Regions from separate parts of the Mus musculus genome. Here region 2 is linked to region 1. Evidence: chromatin contacts called from ENCODE Hi-C or POLR2A ChIA-PET data. All regions are on one chromosome and are shown on one strand. Each heading gives the region's core, a stretch centred on a gene start or an enhancer-like site at or near the end of the contact. The rest is flanking DNA. Distances are from core to core; before and after follow the strand shown. Region 1 holds the start of Fscn1 (fascin actin-bundling protein 1). Region 2 overlaps Rnf216 (ring finger protein 216).

Region 1 (7,171 bases), core at 3,094-5,593:
CCATGTGGGTCTCATCTCCAGGTACTGGAACAAAGGGGCCTGTGCAACCACTTTTTAATAAAGAGGCCACCAAGGCACCAAAGGTGGACTCCAGGCACCCTTCGGGGAATGTCTTCTCCGCTCTCTGCCTCAGTTTCCCTCCCTTGCCAAAAAGAATCGCCTCTCAATTCTGTTGGGACCGTGAAAGGACGTGAGGGCCTGTTGCCAAGGAGATGGTGGGCCCTCCCACCTCAGCCGGAAAGGGAAGTTAGCCCCCTTCCAGAATGGGCCCTCTAAGGCTCAGCCAGGGGGAAAGGCCCCACTTGGCCTTGGAATCATATTGGAGCTGCGTTGCTATGGTAACAGGTTTTCTGTGGGATTTTTTTTTTTTTTCAGCAGCAGCAGCACAGAAAACCTGAGTCACTGGCTCCTAGGAGCCCACGGAGGGGGCGTGGCTGTCTTCCAGCTTCCTAGGCGTCTCTGCGGTGACTCAGAGGGTCCTCTAACCCGCAACCCCCTTCCTGGGCTTAGCTGTTTGCCAGACTCCCTAGCGTTGTTGTTCGAAATAAGCAATCCTCACAACCCAGAAGGCGGCTTAGTTTAGAACCCTCCAGGACTTCACCGCCCAAAGTCGTACAGTGCTCAAAACTAAGCCATTCCTCGACCCAAGAGGGAAGCCGTCAAAAGGATACCCTACAAAGCCCAGCCTCACCTGTCACTCATTCTTAGCCAGCCGCCCTAGAAATGATGGGGACAAAATTCTTTGAAAGCATTAGAACCCAACAAGTAAGCCAGGGTGGGCAGTGTGGGGAGACATAGCACGGGGTCTCCTTGAGCCAGCAGGGGCTTGGGAGGGTCATGAGAAGCAAGGAGGAAAAGACCCTACCCACTACCCCCCATCCTACTCTCATAGGATCTCCACCTCCCAGGAAGATCCTGGCTCAATGTACCTCTGTGCTTTCAGATGGGGAAACTGAGGCCAGGAAGCCGGAAGCAGCAAATCTGCATGGAAGATTCACAACCCCAGACCAGATTGAGCCTTCCCTCTCCCTACTCCTGGCTAGCAGTTCAACACGTGTTTCCCCGAAGCCCAGCCCCGCCTCCCTGCCACGCAAGCCTGCCCAAAATGGCCTCCCCGGCACACCCACCCAACAGCTCACCCTCAAAAAGCCGGGGGAGGAGTTGGCTGACTTGGGAATGAGACTTGGACCCAGACATAGGAGGGCAGAAGAGGTCTGACTGTGTGTGACCCCAAGTTCCCATCAGATTCTCACCCCTTCAATTCCCGCCCCCTCCTGCCGCATCAGTGTGAATCATGCACAATCATGGCACCCTCAGAAAAGGGTACCTGTCCAGGCTCGCAAAACACACCCTCTAGCTCCTTTCAGGCCCCAAGGGCCCAAGTCACCTGTGCCTTGCCTAACCTTCCCCAGGGCACAAGCCTCGGCCACAGCTCTGTAAGCAGAGAGCTGGTCTCTCTAGGCTCTGGAGTACTCGTCATCTGCAGGATTCCCTCCAATCCCAGCCTTCCTCCTAGCTATGCAGGGCTTCTCTATTTGCAACTCCCTGCCTCCGGGCCTTTGCTGAGGCCCCTGCCTGCAAAACCAGTCCATAAACTTGGTGCATGCTCATTTCTATTCACTCTCCTGGGGCAGCTCCTGGGTCCTCAGAAGGGACCCCAGATCTTTATAATCTACTACCCCGATCCTGTACCCCCAATCTTCTGCTTTACATACCAGTCACATTCCCAAGAGACGTTTACCGCAGCTCGTATCTCAATGTTTGCTAAACAGGTGGGAACTCTGACCCCCTCGCCCAGCACTGTGAAACAAGAGAGGCCATGGTTCATTGGTGTGTGTGTGTGTGTGTGTGTGTGTGTGTGTGTGTGTGTATAATGAGAGAACATTCTGGCATCAAGTACACCCAGTTCAGCATGGTGCTGACTTACTGTGTAACAGTAAGCAAATGGTCGCACTTTTCTGAGCGTTATTCAGCCAAACTCAAGCAGGCCCCACCCAAGGCTTTGCCCTCTGCATTGGGGGAGGGGGGTCTTCCTCCCCACAGACTGGCTCCCATCCAGCTATCTCCAAAGCCTGGGGTTCAGTTTCCCAACCAAGGAAGCGAGATCTCACAAGCCCCTACCAGCAGGCAGCAAAGACCCTTTGAAGAGTCGGGGGTACGCCAGAAAGGAGGCGCCTACTTGTACCATGCCCATGCCGGTCGGAAATGGCCTGCCAGCCTGCTGGAGGCCCTGGATGGGGACAAATAGAGCTGCAAACGGTTGTTCCCAGCCAGAGAGGCCTTGGGGACCGGTTCACTCGAGAGTAGAGGCTTTTGGAGGGACACTCCGCCGAGTGCCGGACCGCAAGGCGTGCATAGGAGGGCAGGGAGGGCGCCTGGCGCGCAGCCACCCGCGCCACGCCGCCTGCCAGCCGGGGTGCGAAGGAAGAGCCAGGCGGCTTCACTCCGCGCCTTCTCAATGAACCCTGGACCAGGGACAACGCCTGGAGGGTTGGGGGTGGCTCTTCCGCAGAGGGACCCGCCTAAGCCGATCCCCTCCCCCAGCTCCGCCGCATCTGGTTTTCCCATCTGCAGAGCCTTAGCAGGACAAAGGGGACGAGGGAGGGCCCAGCCGTGGCGACCCGCCCCCCTGCTCACAAAGGCCGCGGCCCGGAGCGCCAGGCCTTAGCGAGGGGAGATGGAGTGGGGGAGGGGAAGCCCCTACGGACAACCCCACCACCACCAAGAGTCGCAGGGCCGACCCCGCCCAGCACACCCCGCCGGGATCAAAAGCCCCTCCAACCTCCTCTATCTCGCCATTTAAGGCGGGGAGGGCAGGGGTGACTGTCCCCTGGCCCTCCAGCCAAAGGCCCGCGAAACGGGAGAGGACGCACGAGGAAATGAACAAGGGGGGGTGTAGGGGGAACCCTTCCTCTCCAAGACCTGGGACAGCCTATCCTAAAGAATCGGCTCATGAATGGGGATGGCTCAGACTGGGAAGGAAGAGGAAACGGAGAAGATCTAAGCTAGGTCTATGGAGTCCCACGCCCCCAGCCGGGGGGGGGGGGGGTGGTGGTGGACAGTATTGCTTTAGAATGTGTTAGGCCTTACCCACTTCCCCACGTCACCTTCTCCCAGCAGAAGAAGCCTACGTCCTGAACAGAGGGGTGGTACATGCCTTTATTCCCAGCACAAGAGACAGGAAGGAAGATTTCTGCGAGTTCGGGGCCAGCCCAGTCTACATAGCGAGTTCCAGGATAGCCAAGGCTATCTGGTGAGATCAGATCTTTCAAAATAGAAGCCCACCTCCTCATGGCGGAGCCCAGAGGCCTGTGAGCCTAAAGGGAGCCCAGGAGGAAATAGGGAAATAGAAGGAGTGCAGAGATGCTTTTGTGCACTGGGTCAGGACCCAAGGGAGGGGACATGTCCCCAACTCACCCTGGCGCGTGGACACGTTCCTCTCGTTGGCCGCCTGCAGCACCACCTGAGCGCAGCTCTGTTCCAGGGCGAAGAGCTCATCTTTGCCCACCTTGGTGGCCTTGCCAGCCTTGAGGGTGCCGCTGGGCCCGGACGGAGCCAGGTAGCGACCTTCGCAGTCGCGAAAGGCCACCTTGCCGGAGCGGAACTCCAGCGTGAAGCCCGTGGCGGGCTCCGGCCGTGCCACAAGGCGCCCGTCGTGGCGCAGGAAGCGGTGGTCGGACGTCTGCACACTGTAGCGTTGGTCCTGGAAGGCCAAGGTGATGAGCGAGTCGACGCCCCAAGGCACGTCGCGGTCTACCGCGATCTCGTCGGCCGGCCGCGCGCTCAGATGCGCGTAGCGCTTGCGGGTAACGCTGTAGATGTTAACCTGCGGGTGCATGGCGATGTGCACGCTCCACTTCTCGGCCGGCGACACGCTCTGCGCGAAGCAGGACAGGCGGTCCTCGGTGCCGCCAAAGTAGCGCCGGTGAGCCTCGGACTGCAGCGACCAGCGGCCGTCGTCGTGCGCCACGACGAGAAAGCGGCAGTCGCCGTCGGGCACCTCGCGCTCGCAGGTCACGTTGCCGTCCTTGTCGGCGGCCAGGTAGCGACCCAGGTGGCTGCGCAGACACACGGCCGCGCTGCCCGCCTCATCGGGAGGTTGCTCCAGCGTCCAGATCTGCTTCTTTTTCAAGCTACTAGCGGATGCGTTCACCTTGAACCCGAACGCCTCGGCTGTCAGGTACTTGTTGCCGCAGCTGATGAGCCCGAACTGAATCTGCACAGCCTCTGCCGTGCCGTTGGCGGTCATGGTGGCGGAGGGCGGCCCGGTGGCCCCGGGAGCTTGGATAGCTGTGCCCGACCTCCTTTGTTCAACACGGCTTAGCCCGCTGCAGTTCTCCACAAAGCCAGCCCGGCGGCGCCCAGGGTTTTATAGGAGGATGACGTCACCGTGGCCACGCCCCTACCCGGGCCTGCCGGGGAGGGGGCTCTGCAGCGCGCGCCCGGTCCCCTGCGCTTCCCCGGAGTGTTTTTCTGGGGTTTAAGACCGGGTTTCACTCTGTAACTCAGACTAGGCTTGAAGTATCTGTGTGGCTCAGGCTGGACTCGAACTCATAGCAGTCCTTCTGCCTCTGGCCCGTTCGTGTTTGCTAGTCCATTTAACTGTTCCTCCACAGTCGTGCTCTGCAGTAGTTGGCTGATCTCCAACTTTCTCCTGCTCTCTGAGGCCATCCTGAAACACCCCTACCCCCAAACCCAGTCGATGGGAAGGACCAGGTTTAAGATAATGATCCCTTCAGGATGGAGGGAGGGTCCAGGGTGTACCAGGAAGTAGCCTTAGAGCCGGTCCTTGAAGAAGCCAGAGACGCCAGAAGGGTCTGGGGTAGAAAGGAGGTTAATTTCTAGAGAGGCGCATGCAGAGCCCTACCTGCCCCGCCCGCCTCAGGGTTTTTCAAGGCCTTGTAGCCTGGGCCTCCTGAGCAGAAACCGAGATTTCTATTCCCGGGTCAGCATAGAGTACAGCCACCTTGCTGACTCTAAATAAATTGTGGTAACTGTGGCCCAAGTCAGTGGCCCACAAAAGTCCCTACTGTGGTGATGCTCAAGCCCCGGGGTGCTGGTCTACCAGGAAGCAGGGTAGGTAAGGCAGGAATAGTGGTCTCTGTTTATGAAGACATCAGAAAAGCAGGTCAGCTCCCTAGAATGGCACAGCCCCAATGTACCTCCTAACTGCAGCCCCTCAGGGTTCCAGACCAGAGGGACATTCCCACAAACACCACCTCCCACCTCCCACCACACACCACCCCACGTAAGAACACTTCCCTTTGAGTTTCTGGAGGACTGAGACTTCTCCTGGGACATTCCCCACATGCCAGGCAGGCCCCTGGAATGCTGGCCCTACCCCAGGCTGCCCACAAGATCTGGGCCCCTGGCCCTTCCCAGCCACAGGCTGGGCAGGGTACTGAAACTGACCAGTCTTCACGGTGATCTGTGTCCAAACGCATCTCTGTCCCAGGCAAACCCCTCCAGCGACCATCAAAGGGGAAGGGGAGATGGCATGGCTTTCCCATCATCAAAGGTCAGTCCTGACAAGTCCCTAGAATCCTTGCTGGGACATCTAGTTCCTCCCTTAGAGGTCACAGGAAAGGTCACCAAGTTCGCGGCCGATAGCCAGCCATCCTCTCCTGCTGTGGGACTTTGCACAGGTTACTCTCACTCTCTGAGCTCTCCTTCCTCTGTAATAAAGACACATATTCCTGGGTACAGTGAGTCACACTTGTAATTCCAGAACTTGAGAAGCAGGGACAGGAGGATTGCTTTGAGTTTAAGACCAGCCTTGAGGGAGCAGGTCAGAAGACTGGAAGCAGTAACAGCCAAAACCCGATACTGAGGGTGCCCTCTCTGCCATCCGGTACTCTGTTCAAACCTGTTTAACCCAGAGCATCGCATCGTGGGCAGAATCGGACAAGTTGGCCTCATTACACACCAGGCTGTTAAGGTTAAGTCAATGCTGCTATGTGTCAGGGCTCCGTGAACGCTCTGTATTGATTAGTCACTGAACTTCACGTCAGGGCATGGGCGTGCTGGCCATCCGAGAGCTTTAGGCTTAAGCTATGGGGGATGCCTGGGTGTGGTAAGGCAAACGCCAGCACACCAGAGGTAAAGGCCGGAGAACCGACAACACAAGGTCATCCTAGGCCTCTGAGATGACCTTGAATGCCAGGCCAGCCTAAGCTATATGAAACCTTGCCTCAAAAACCCAAAGCTGGGAGCTCGGAGGGTAAAGGCACGCTCCCGGGCTGAGGGGCTGAATTTAGTCTCTAGACCATCATGATGGAAGGCAAAACCAACTCCCTTAAGTTGTCCACTGACCCTTCCCATACTGCCCCCTCTCACTTCATGTACACACACACACACACACACACGTAAATGCAAAAGAAAGGCCAGTTGTGCAAGCATGACCTCACCTATAAAGCCAGGCCTGTGGTGCACATCGAAAAGCCCACCCTGAGCGGTCGGCTCAGTCAAATCACTGAACTCAGCTTCAGTACGAGGGACTCAAATCTAAGGTGGGGCTCAGCAGTGAGCGAGCTCCTCTCAAGCACCCTAGTTCAGTTCTCAGCACCCGTGGGGGCTCACAACCACCTCTAACTCCAGTTCCCAGAGATCCAACAGTCTCTCCTGGCCTCCTCAAATCCCTGCACCCACAAATCTTTTTAGAATTTTAAACTGGGTGGTAGTGGTGCACACCTTTAATCCCAGTACTCTGAAGGCAAAGGCAGGTCTATCTCTGAGTTTGATGCCGGCCTGGTCTACAGAGCAAATTCCAAGATAACTGGACCTACATAGTGAGACCCTGTGTTAACAACGGAGGAGCTAGTCAACGAGATGTCTCAAGCAAGCGAAAGCGCTGGATCCAGGTCTTAGACCCACACAGAGGGAGAGAAGTGACAGCCACAAGTTGTTCTCTGACCTCCACACATGTGCTGTGGTGTACAGTGCCCACAGCCGCTCACACACAGACAATAAAACTAAGGTGGAGAGCTCTGGAGAAAGTTACCCATCACTAACCTCTGGCCTATACATACATGCTCACATGTATACACACACACACACACACTCATGCACATACATATACACACATGCTCACACACATGCACATAGTACACACACACACACACAAGCAAACACACGTGCACACATACACACATTGAAAGACAGTTGTGGAAGG
Region 2 (7,171 bases), core at 1,851-4,350, 38 kb before region 1:
TGTGTAATCTTTGCTCCTCCCAGAACATTTCTGTTTCCCTCTGCACAGCATGTGCCTCCCTAGCTGGGTTTTCCCCTCCATGCTGCTCCCCCCACACATCCCAATTTCCTGTTGTCGGGAGACAGCTGGGGTGGGGGTTAGGGGCTGCTGTTCTCATGCAGTCCCGCAACTGAGCTGGGAATAATTTGAAACTAAATCTCTAGCTCTTTGGAAGCTTTCACGAAATCCTTGCAAGTTTATTAACAACAGCTGTGGCCACACAAGAGCAGAATCATGGGGGAAGGGGCTGGGTCGGGCAGCAGCAGGCTTGCTTGCCTGTCATCTTTCTAGGGGGAAGGAAAGTCAAGCCAAGTCACAGGAGCCTGGCCAGCAGGCAAGCAGGTAATGAGAAATCAGACTGGGGTTTGGGCTCATAGGGTCTTGGGAGGGAAGGTCTTGTGCCAGGTACTCAGGCATGTATTTTAACCCACAAGCTGTGTCTGACCTGCAGGCACAGCCTCTGCCTCCGCTCCACTACCTGCAGTTTCTTTGTGCAGACCCCGCTGCATGGACAGCTGTGGTGCTTGTGGTTCAGGGACAAGCAGATGTCTCTGCATTTCCGCTCTTAATGAAAACTACTCTGGTGACTTCTTCCTCACTTCCTGTGAAATTCTAGAACTGCTAGGCCCTGCTTTCTCCCTCAAACTCTGGCCGCAACTCCCCACCCACCACCGGCCAGCCCTGTAGCCTCTCCTGGTGCCTTCTGTGTCCTGCTGAGCTCAGAGACCTCAAGGATGGGAACTAAAACCTCCCCGCCCTGCTTCTCTCTACTGCAAGTACGGGGCCTGCTGGATGTGAGGGGCCACATTTCACTTTCACCTTTGCCCTGCCAACCCTGGGGTGCTTCCCGCACTTCCTTCCCCATTGTCATCGAATTCAGGTGAGCTGAAGGCTTGTTTCTTAAGATAGCTGTAGGTGTCAAAGAGGCACTTCATAATTCACTTCCATGACAGCCTGGTATGTCCTCACCCTCTCCTTAACACTGGCCAGTCTCCCCCGACCTCCCTATCTTTTCTCTTCAGAAAAGAACACAGACAAACTTCTTCAGGCCTATAGCATGCTTCTATAGCCCAGGAGCCAGAGAGAGCATTGCCAGACTCCTCCCCACTGTGGCCTGTGACCACGGCAGACAGGTTGGGGGTGGGTTTCAAGATAGCCTGAGGACCGGTGGAGCACTGGGGTCTGTAAGTCTGAGTGCCCTCTGACTGACCCTGCTAGTCCCTGTGTGAGAATAGAAGCCATGGCGGAAAGTGGCCTTCCAGTGTGAAGTCTAGAATTTTCAAAGTCAAGCCAGAAAAAGAGGGGGGAAACATTAGAAATATACCAGAATGTTCTTAGGAGTTAATTATGTCTGGTAAGTGTTTTTGTTTCTTTGTTTGCTGGTTTGTTGGGTTTTATTTGTATTTTCTGTGCTGGAGATTACACCCAGGACCTTGATCATTCCGTACAACATTCTGCCATTGAGCTAGACTCTCCACCTCAGCAGTTGTGTTTGTTACTATAAACCAGACCTAGACTAGGGGACCTTTCGCTTGGGGCTACAGACCCAGGCGTGGATCTAGTTCTCACTCACTCCCCAGCCTGTTCTTTTGAAGGGACTCTGATGACTGATGGTGATTGTCAATTTAGCACACCTGGGGAGAGGGAGGGACCCGCAACTATGGAACTGCCTCCATCAGGTTAACCTGTGGGCATATATGCTTTAATGCTTTCTTTTTTTTTTTTCCTTTGATTATTTATTTATTTACTTAATTTATTTTAATACAAGGACTCACTGTGTGACTTTGAACTGGCCTTGAACTCACTATGTATATCATGCTGACCTCAAAATCTTAGAGATTCACCTGCCTCTGCCTCCCAGTGTAGGGTTAAACCATGTACTACTGCACTCAACAAATATATAGAATATGCTTTTTTTTTTTTTTTTTTGGTTTTTCGAGACAGGGTTTCTCTGTGTAGCCCTGGCTGTCCTGGAACTCACTCTGTAGACCAGGCTGGCCTTGAACTTGGAAATCCATCGCCTCCCAAGTGCTAGGATTAAAGGCATATACCCGGCTTTATATGTGATACTATTTTAAAGGTTACTTGAGATAGGATCTCACTATAGAACCTGAAACCAGCTATGTAGAGCAGGCTGGCCTCAAGCTCAGAGATCCTCCTTGCCTCTGCCTCCAGAGTGCTAAGATTAAAGGTGTGTACTGCCATTGCCTGGCCTTTTTGTTTTGTTTTGTTTTGTTAATTTATCTTTATTTTGTGTGTTTGACTGGGTGGGTACACATGTGCTTGCTGTCCACTACACTCAGTGAATCTCCTGGAACCAGAGTTACAGATGGTTGTGAGCTGCCATGTGGATGCTGAGAACAGCATCTGTAAGGGCAGCTAGTGCTTTCAAACCACTGAGCCATCCCTTTTATTTTTCTGTGTGTGTGTGTGTGTGTGTGTGTGTACACTCATGTGTTCAGGGCCGCAGGCATCAAGAGTCTGTGAGTCTGGGTTACAGGTGCTTATGAGCCTCTCTCTCCTCCCACCATGGGTGCTGTGAGCCAAACTGAGTAAGAGAAGCTTGTGCCCCAGTGTATACTGTGTCCGGTAACTCAGCCAACCAAGAGGAAGGAAATTTGTGAGCAGGAAAAACAGCATCTTTTCAGAGCAAGGCGGAGTCTGAATGAAGTAGACCCCTCACTTGTAAAGCGTATTTGCCTGTGACAGGGCTGATGGAGGTGATTCTTCAAGTGAAAGTCCCTCTTCCCAGGTGAAGCAAGTTGACAACCAGAATTAGCCATCACAGAGCCCTTCACTTCTTTGGCACAACAATTTTCTGAAAAAACAGGCTTGGCATGGGATTAGGGCTAGACCCCAACCTGGAGCTGGAGCCCCAAAATTGTAGCTCTTGTAGCCATATCCACTACTGAACCCTGTGGCTATGGCCAGACTCCAGCTTCCTGTAAGTGACTCAGCCTAAAGAACTTGAGGACTGACCTGTGATCCTGCTCATTCCCAGCCTGTCATCCTCTTTCCGCCTATTGTTCCTATTTCCAGCAGTGCCATAGCAAGCCCTTTTCCATCGTCCCTCACTCAGGTGGCCTAGACTGTCCCCTAGGGCCTCCAGAGATCCTTCTGTTTACAGATCAAAGGGCACAAATAAACCCTAAACCCCAGCCCTCCCTCCTTTTGAACAGTACAGATTTTTCTTCAGTTGTGATAAAGTGGATATTAGGTAAAATTGTCTGTCTGCCCAGCCTGCCTTAGCCTGAGGAACTTAAGCTGAAGGGAGATTGCTGGGTAGGGACCCTCCACCCAGAGAAGTGGGAAGTGACCAGAATACACAGACTGGCTGAACGGAGGCTTTTTCTGTTTAAAAAGAAATCCTTTTAAAGTTGTTAACACAGCAAAAGCCATCTGATGCAGCCCTTTGCTCGGAGTTGTTTGTTTGTTTGTTTTTGCCCCTGGAACTCACAGACTTTCCCCATCTGGGTGGGGATCGCAGGTCTGTGCCCCATGCCTTGCTCATAGCTGAGATCTCAGCTGCCTGACCAGCAATTTACTCATGATTCCTCATAAATCATACATGAGCCCCATCATTTTGGTAGCAGGGACTGGCATAGACGCCAAGGTCATCTGCAGACTCCCAGACTGATTGAGGGCGAGTGGCCTTAAGGACCTTGGCCCCTCAGGGAGTGATCAAAGCAAAAGAAGGAGTGAGAGGAAAGGCTGGGTGACTGCTTCCCGTGCTCGGGAAGGACTCGTGATCAGCAAGCTGGGCTTGGGTCGAGAACGGCTCGCTCCCTGGCTAGGGCTATGCAGAAGGAAGAGGAAGAAAGGCACCCCACAGTATTAGTCCATTACTGTGGCCTGGCCACAGGAAGCCTGAGGTGGACCTGAGGCAGACAGCAGCATGCAGGTGTCTTCATAAGCAGCCTAGACCTTGTATCTGTTCCAGCCATCCTCCATAGACACAAGGTTCTGTCTAGACAAAGTCAGAGGTGCTGTGTTCAGGCTCTGCCTTGTTCTGAACAGATGCTGGGTTCTCTCCCAAATGCTTTAAATTCATGGATCTGGAAGGCCAGCTATATTACTCTTCCTAATTAAAATAGGACTCTGGGGAGCCAAGGTGGGCAACCAGTCTTCCCTGCTCTGAAATTCCATAGCAGAAGTCCAGGGTGAAAAGCCAGCTATAACCTGTGCTCAGGATTGAGATGTGTTGGTCCTGTAAGGGACCAGACTGCTTCTGTCCTCACCTTTCCTATACCTTTCAGGACAATGCACGGTGTACACGAACTGGTTCACAGGCTAAGGGGAGAAGGCAAGTAACCCTGCCCTTAAGCATTGTAGACCTGGAGGACACTGGGACATTCGGCATTCCTTAACTTGATGTTCTTCCTAGTCCACCTTACCCAACCAGGCATGAGCAGCTCACTCACTCTGGGACCTCAGTCTCCGCTCTAAAGAAATGAGAATGAATGGGGAGGCAGGGGATTGTTTAAAGCTAGGGTGTTGTATAACCAAGGTTAGTCTTGGATTTACTGTGTAGCTGAAGATGACTCTGAACTCTGATTATCCTACCTCCACGTCCAAAGTGCTGGGCTTATCGCTATACTAGATCACACCCAGACCTGGAGTGTGTGATTTCTAAGTACTGTATGTACCATTAGAGGCCTTAGCTGTCGCCCTAGGAAGTACAGGCGGCACCACACTTAGGCGTACAGGGATGAAGGATGGTGATTCAGTACTACCATTCACATTACTAAATGGTCAGTGGGGAAACCTCTTGCTTAAACTGAAGAAGCCACACAGAGGCTTGAATGGTAGCTCAGTTATAATCCCAACACTCAGGAGGTTGAGATGAGGGTAAGGCCAGCCTGGGCTACAACTTGTCTCAAGGAAAAAAAAGCCACTGAGAGCTAGAGAGATAACTCAGTGTTCATTAACATTAAGAGCACTGGCTGCTCTTCCAGAGGACCTGGGTTTGATTCCCAGAAACCACGTGGCAGCTCACAGCCACCTGTAACTCTGGTTCCAGGGGGACCTAATGCCCCTTCTGACCTCTTTAGGCAACAGACATGATATGATATGATATGATATGATATGATATGATATGATATGATTGATATGATATGATGTGATATGAAATATGATAACAGAAATGTATGCAGGTAAAACACTCAGACATATAAAATAAGAATAATCTGTTAAAGCTTGGCATGGTAGGTCACACCTTTAGTCCTATCAGGAGGCAGAAACCAGCATAAAAAACTACAGAGCAAGTTCCAGGATAACCAGAGCAACATAGAGAAACCCTGTCTCAAAAATAAATGAAAGTTAGCCAGGTGTGGTGGCGCATGCCTTTAATCCCAGCACTCGGGAGGCAGAGGCAGGCAGATTTCTGAGTTCGAGGCCAGCCTGGTCTCCAAAGTGAGTTCCAGGACAGCCAGGGCTATACAGAGAAACCCTGTCTCGAAAAAATAGATAGATAGATAGATAGATAGATAGATAGATAGATAGATAGATAGATAGATAGATAGAAGCTTTAAACACCCACTGGGATATGTATTAAAGGCATGTCCCAGTCTGTACCCTTTTTTTTTATGTCTCTAAAGTCTATGTCCCACCATTTCCTACAGTGAGCTCTTGCCTTGCCTGTCTAATCCCTGCACCAGCCTCCTAAGTGTGACTTTTGAGTATGGTTTCTCTGTGTGGTCCTGATTGTCCCAGGAACTCACTGCACCTGCCTCTGCCTCCCTAGTGCTCAGATTAAAAGCCACCCAGAACTTCAGCAACCACATATAGAGTTGGGTTGTTTGTTTGTTTGTTTGTTTGGGGGTTTTATGGGAGGGGGGTTGAGTTGTTTTTTTGTGGGTTTTTTTTGGTTTTTGAGACAGGGTTTCTCTGTATAGCCCTGGCTGTCCTGGAACTCATTCTGTAGACCAGGCTGGCCTCCCAAGTGCTGGGTCATAAAGAGAATTTTATGCATCACCTAGCAGATGTCTATGGGTCCACAGTACTCCTCCCAGACAGTGGACGTGGGCATTATTTCACAATTTCTAAAATGCTTGATGAGAACTGAACTTTTGTTCCTTCCTTTGTCTGAACGCCTGGCCAGGTGTGACTAGTGGCACACTGAGATAAGCAGCTAGAGTTCCCTGTGTCACAGAAAGCTTAATTTGGATCATTTCGACCGAATCTGTCACTTGGCAGCTGAAGCCCAGAACCATCTCTAACAGCCCTCCTCTAAAGTCCTTTATCACAGCAAGGGAGTGCTGCATAGTGACACACTCCATCTGGGTAGCTTTCTATCTTGTGGGTCTAAAGTTCAGAGGTGGGCTTAGCAGTAGTGTGTCATAGCAGCATGTGGTACACATCTGTCTAATGAAATTCCTGACCAGGGGACATGATAGCCATGTGGTAAGATCACTGATTACTGTGTGGCTGTGATCTGAGTCACCTGCAAAGCAGATGCACAGACTTCTCCAACAATCGCTCCAGGTCCAGGTCTTTGTCATTCACAGCTGCTCTGTAGCCTCTTGTTCATCTCAGACCATTCCTGGGTCTCGGGTTGAGCATTAGGACACTAGTGACACTTGCACTTAGGTGGCTGAGGCAGGAGAGCCACAAGTACCAAACCAGCATGAACTACAGAGTAGGACCCTCTCTTGAAAAATGAGAGAAACCCAACATTGTAGGGTGGGTGACTTAGTCTAGAGAATCAAGTGTTTGGTGACTGAAACTTGCCCTCATCCCCATATTGGACAATATTGGACATTTTTGAGACAAGGTCTCATGTAGCCCAAGATGGCCTTGAACTTGCTAAATAACCAAGGATGACTTTAAACTGATCTTTCCTCTACCTCTCAAGTATTGTGTTTGCAGGCAAGCACCCCCACACACACTGGGCCTGGTTAGTATCTGACTAGGTAGCCAGGCAAGCCCAGGACTCCCAGGACTCCCACCTCTACTTCCCAAGAGCTGGCTGCAATCAGAGCCATACTTTCAGTCAGTTCAGCTGATGTGTCAAGGTCTGCTGTAGGGCCATAGCCTGCTTCTGATGGACCACCACCCCCATCTTGGTGGGGTTCCATCACACTGTAGCTGTCCTCAGATATACCAGAAGAAGGCATCAGATCCCATTACAGAT

The links. A loop is a pair of places that touch in the nucleus more often than their neighbours do. ChIA-PET counts read pairs that join two places held with the same protein, here RNA polymerase II (POLR2A).
Region 2: a map of heart shows a loop between it and region 1 (5-fold over the local background). The contact joins the enhancer-like site here to the promoter of Fscn1 in region 1. A Hi-C loop is called at or near these places in 5 of 37 maps with a recorded cell type or tissue (heart and mouse trophoblast stem cell). POLR2A ChIA-PET finds 5 or more read pairs at or near these places in 4 of 5 experiments (Patski and embryonic stem cell).

What each region holds. Positions count from the first base shown.
Region 1 is chr5:142,957,527-142,964,697 of GRCm38, reverse strand. It overlaps Fscn1 (fascin actin-bundling protein 1), which reads right to left and starts at 4,343. Exons shown (of 5, transcript NM_007984.2): 1 at 3,418-4,343. The coding sequence starts at 4,249.
Region 2 is chr5:142,994,265-143,001,435 of GRCm38, reverse strand. All of the region lies in intron 15 of Rnf216 (ring finger protein 216), which reads left to right. Among named protein-coding and RNA genes, the nearest start is that of Fscn1, 37 kb to the right of the region's middle. RefSeq lists an enhancer at 1-1,604. Within about 2 kb of position 3,100, at least 1 of the 3 ENCODE cell types and tissues checked has a DNase peak (open chromatin) inside an H3K27ac peak, as active enhancers do; it is heart, where a contact is called at or near this core.